2 separate regions of the Homo sapiens genome follow, and region 1 is linked to region 2. The links are chromatin loops, found by intact Hi-C in ENCODE. Cell type or tissue: chondrocyte. All regions are shown on one strand. Region 1 overlaps SV2C (synaptic vesicle glycoprotein 2C). Region 2 has its middle 12 kb from the start of HEXB.

Region 1 (2,500 bases), 1.6 Mb after region 2:
TTAAAACCATAAAGCATTATCAAAATCATAAAGTATATGTTTCTAGCTCACTCTTTTGAATCTGTCTGTTTTCCCAGACTGGAATTCACAAACGCATTCTGGTTATAATGATAGCACGTGGTTTGGAGACAGGATCAGCCGGTCTGGAGACCATCTTCCCATGTCACCCAAGCCTCCCATGCAGGGACCCTGTCTTCCTCCACCCCAGAATGTCCATGGTTGTCCCTTTCCTTTGTCCCTGGTTCTAGAGTCCTTTTCTCACTAGTCCTTCAGGAATGTATCACATTTCCTTCTTAACTGTGGCCCTAGAGTGGTCCTTTGGCCCCACTGTCCTAGCTTGGATCTCTGTCTGTCTAGCCAGGCATCCCTTTGCTCTATTAGATTTTCCCTACCAAATCCCAGTCCGTGGGTTGCCATCAAGTAACCCTTACATGTCAGCACCGTGCCTGTGAAAGCCAAGCCCCTCACCTGGTGAAATCGTTATCAGAGTGGTCACGCCTGGCCACCTTATGCGCCCCCCTCACCCCTCAGGTTCTGCTGAGCCACTGGGCCACTGGAGGAGGGACTGCCTCACCTGAGACTCTCATCTCCGCAGCCACCTCCCACCAAATGCCCAGTTCTTCCTGCCTCTTCCTTCAACTTGGCTCCCATCTCAGCCCTTCTGGGGGAAGAGGGCTCAGATTCTTACAATCTCCATAGAAAGGAAATACAGTGTCAGGCCAGTTTGCCTGATGCCTTTTTAAAAATCAATAAAGGGGACAGAATGCAAAATATGTGCTAGGTTGTTTTTATGAAATGCAAGGCAAAAAATGCCCCATTAAACATTTCTTCTCTGCAGCCCTTGCTCTCAAGGGCACATGCTTGACCCTTGGGTTCTTAAGACTTTCACCAAGGCCACTTTGTGCTTTGCCTGCTCTGCCTGAGTCTCTGGCCCTCAGAGCTAGAGGGTGGGGCTGGCCTTCCAGTCTGTATCTGTCCCCTGGGGGAGTACCTTTCCAGGCTGAATTTAAGAATGCAGCAATTGACTTAGAATGCAGACTCATTGAGTGAATGCGAGCCCTGGAGGAAAGAAAAATCACTGTCACTTCTGTGGCCCCCAGGTTTGACACTTTCAGGGCAACCCCAGAGTCTGAATTGCTTGGAACATCCACTCACGCATGCAAGTGAAAGTCATCAGGGAAGAGGCTTTTAATAGCGCAGCGTCTGTGTGTCTCTTGTGAACCCAGGGTGCCCTCAAGTGTTGGCTAGGGTTAATCACAAGCCGCTGTTTCTGAGAACACCCTAGAATGAAGCAACCCTTAAACGTTTTAGCTTTGTGACTTGTGTCCATCACTCTTAATTTTCTGCAGAAGCTTTTTCCTGCCTTTGTTACTTCTGTAAATTCAGTCTATCAGAGGGCTTATGTGGTACTTTTAAAAACTCACTTTGATTTGCCTTTGTGCAAATTGAGCTCTGAAAGAGAGCAGTTTCCAGGGAAATTCATCTCCCAGCAAGAATCCTGCCTGCTACCAAATCATCTTTTAATCTGCCCCCCGCTTTAAAATGTCATTATATTTTCCTTATACAGACCTTCATAAAACTTACAAACACTGTCTAGTTTACATCTTCATTTTGCTCTCACAAGGCCAAAAAACTTGTTAAACAGACTTAATGAACGAGTTCCTCTTGATCGGGGTTGTAAGTTTCTAAAATTGCATTTGAACTTCTACCTGCCTCTAGCTGAATGAAAATTGCCTCCAGACATCTGAAGTCTTTTTCTTCCTTTCATTTTGCTTAATCTACCTCTGTATCAAAGCACATTTCCATTTTGTTTAGGCCAGTTGTCAGACTCTAGGCATTTGCAGATTTTAGAAACCTGCACAGGTGTTCTGATGTGCCGTAAACTTCCAGAGCCACTGAATTCAGCAAAGAAATTCCTTGATGTTCCTACTTATTAATCTTATTAATTAACATATATCTTATATATTAATCTTTATACTTATTGTTGTCACTGGGGCTAAATAGTCTCTATAGCTCGTGGTGGGGGGCTGTAGTGTATGTGTGTGTGTGTGTGTGTGTGTGTGTAGTGTGTGTGTGGTATCTGTATGGTGTGTAGTGTGTGTGTGGTATCTGTATGGTGTGTGTACTACATGGTTGTATGTGTTGGGGTGTGGGGGGTGCGTGTAGTATGTGTGGGGTAGTGTGGTATGGTTTGTGTGTGGGTAATGTGCAGTATATGGGTGTGTGTAGTGTGGGGGATAGCGGTGTGTATGGGTGTGTGGGAGTGTCCTGTGTGTGAGGGTGGTGTGTGGTGTGGTGTATGAGCGTGTGGTGTATGAGTCTGTGGTTTGTGTATGTGTGGGGGGACATGGATATGTGTGGTATGGGGTGTCTATAGTGTCAGCAGATGGTAGTGTGTGTGGGTGTGGGTATGTAGGTGTAGTGTGCATGGAAGTGTGGCGTGTGTGTGGTGTGGTGTGTGGTATGTATAGGTGTGTAGGTAGGTGTATGTGTGTGTATG
Region 2 (2,500 bases):
ATGAGGTCTGTGTGCTTTGTTCCTGCAAAGCTTGCAGTCTGATCCAGGCTTCTGCTATCCCGATATATGTGATGCTTGTTCTCAGGCAATAGCCCCCACCCTGACCCCTCTCTAGCGTCATGACTTTGTGAACTGTCAAAGTGGTCACCACATGCCCCTCATCCATCTCCCTGCCTGTGGTACACACTGCGAGCCCTTCAGGGAATGTACTCCTTGCTCCAATAGGGCAGCCCTCCAGGGAAGCCCAGTGTCCCCTCAGCTAACCAGCATATCTTCAACAAAAAAGCAGTTATTTTTCCACTTGCCTCTGGAGGCTTCCAGCTGAGCTTTCTGGTCCTTTGCACACTGCACAGCTCTTCGTGCCAATATTGCCCAGAGCACTTCCACCAGTGCCAGCTGCCTGCCTGTAAGTCCTGGTGAGAAGTGAGCCCTCACTCCATGCCCCAGAGTCAGATCCACAGCCTCTGAAGCTATAGACCACACTGAATGCCTCTGACAGAGAGCAGAACCAAATTCCAATCCCTAGCCCCCAAGAACATTCTCTCTCACGAAGACAAACTCCCCACCTCTCTCTAGACTTCTTTAAAAGGGAGGAGAGGGCAGGCTGACATGCCAACTGACAGCAATGCCCTCTTAGCAAACCCTGCACTGGGTAGCTAGTGCCATTTCTGCTTCCCTGAGAGATGTCCTGTCACACCTCCTTGTTCATATCCACACGTCAAATTAAGTCCTTTGTCTATTACATTTCCCAGTCCCCTCCCGGTTCAGCTTTCTCCATCATCTCATATACAAGACAAATCGTAGAGAGTGGAAGGAAGGTTAAGAAGGACTATTTTTAAGAGGGGTAGGAGACATGCAGTTGCCAACATGAACTTTGCCCCCAGTCTGGAGACTTTGGATTTAGAAACCTTAGAAGGTTTGCTTCTTGTGGCATCAGAGCAGCCTTTGGTCACCAAAATGTTTCCAGATGGATTCAGATTTTTTTTTCTTAGCATCTTGGTACTTGGTCTGCATTAACAGATCAAATGAATACCCAAATTATATAAATAGTATTCATTAATAGAAAAGGTAGAGAATTGGGGAACAAGATAGTGTGGATTCCCACCAGATGGCACTGTTTAATAGATAAGGAAGAGAAAGTTGTTTTTGTGGCTAATTTTAGCAAAGCAGGGAGAAATGCTTGCCAGTTGCCAGAGCAGATTTAACTCCAAGCCGTCTTCTTGCCCTTCTGGACAGGCCAGTTTAGCTCCCCCTTGCCAGATGGCACTCAATCTCAGTTTTCATAATTGCAGTGACAGAATTCACAAATATTTCGGGTTGCTTATGGATATGTCATGAGAGTAGAAAAATGTGATCATCTAATTTCAGGAGCTCCGTCCCTGCCACAGAATGTTCCCACTTCTGCAGGAGTTAGGCAGCTTTGCTTGCTTGTCTGCCCAGGTCCTAGGCTGTCCACCCACCTCAACAAATTGTATCACTGTCCATGGGGATGCTGAAGTGGCTCACTAGGCATCCATCCATCTCCCCTCCTCCCAGTGTGTCCTCCGGTAGAACAGAGGCTGGCAACTACACTTCCCAGACTCCCTTGCTGCTGGGGTTCCATGTTCTTTAGTTTCTGCTCATTAGATGTGATTGCATGAGCCTTGAATTCAGAAGTGAGTTAGGTGGAGACTGAGACAGGGCATGACGTATCCCTTTGCTGTGTAGACTGGAGCTGAAATGGTGTAATTCTAGAGTTAGCACCTATAGCAGAGGCTTCTCCATCCGGCATGCAGCTTCCTGGTCATGACAAGAGCAGTTACTCAAGAAATTTCAGCCAAGAGCCAAGTTCTTCAGCTCTCACAAGGATTCTGTGAGCCACTCGATACTCTGTAATTAGTTAATTCCTCCTAAAGCTAGCTGGAGTGGATTCTGTTCTGTCAATCTACAATAATCAAAAGGGTCAGAATTTAGTTATACTCAAAGTGTGAGGATGAACCACCCAGAAACACCAACTCCAAAGGAATGGAGTTGGCATTCAGAAGCAGGGAAGTAAATATTTCATTTGTATAGGTGGGAACAGAGGAATTTTTAGCAGAATTACAACATTATTATTCATGTGAGTCTGGCACATTCTTATAGCAATTTAATTGGCTATAGGCCATGTTTCTTTTTGAGAAGGGTACATTTGACATTTTTTAACAGAGGGTGTAATAATCATTGGTTGTTTGTCATTTGGTCTAAACAAACTAGAACAAAGGGGAAGTTAAATCTATAACAAGAGTCCAAGGTCATCAATTAAGAAGAAAGGAGGTTTTCAGCCAGGCGTGGTGGCTCAAGCCTGTAATCCCGGCACTTTGGGAGGCCGAGGCGGGCAGATCACAAGGTCAGGAGATCGAGACCATCCTGGCTAACATGGTGAAACCCCGTCTCTACTAAAAATACGAAAAAATTAGCCAGGTATGGTGGCAGGCGCCTGTCGTCCCAGCTGCTCAGGAGGCTGAGGCAGGAGAATGGCGTG

What was found. Peaks named below come from ENCODE experiments on the same cell type or tissue, not always from the same donor. Only the 100,000 strongest peaks of a DNase experiment are listed, where the experiment ranks them.
Region 1: it touches region 2 in a loop (14-fold over the local background); 9 of 110 quality-filtered maps call a loop at or near these places.

What each region holds. Positions count from the first base shown.
Region 1 is chr5:76,255,227-76,257,726 of GRCh38, forward strand. All of the region lies in intron 4 of SV2C (synaptic vesicle glycoprotein 2C), which reads left to right. Among named protein-coding and RNA genes, the nearest start is that of SV2C-AS2, 55 kb to the right of the region's middle. In chondrocyte, a CTCF peak has its summit at 1,230 (motif pointing left); no DNase peak of the experiment used is centred here.
Region 2 is chr5:74,672,024-74,674,523 of GRCh38, forward strand. It overlaps a transcript of HEXB not described here. Among named protein-coding and RNA genes, the nearest start is that of HEXB, 12 kb to the right of the region's middle. In chondrocyte, CTCF peaks have their summits at 1,096 (motif pointing right) and 1,302; no DNase peak of the experiment used is centred here.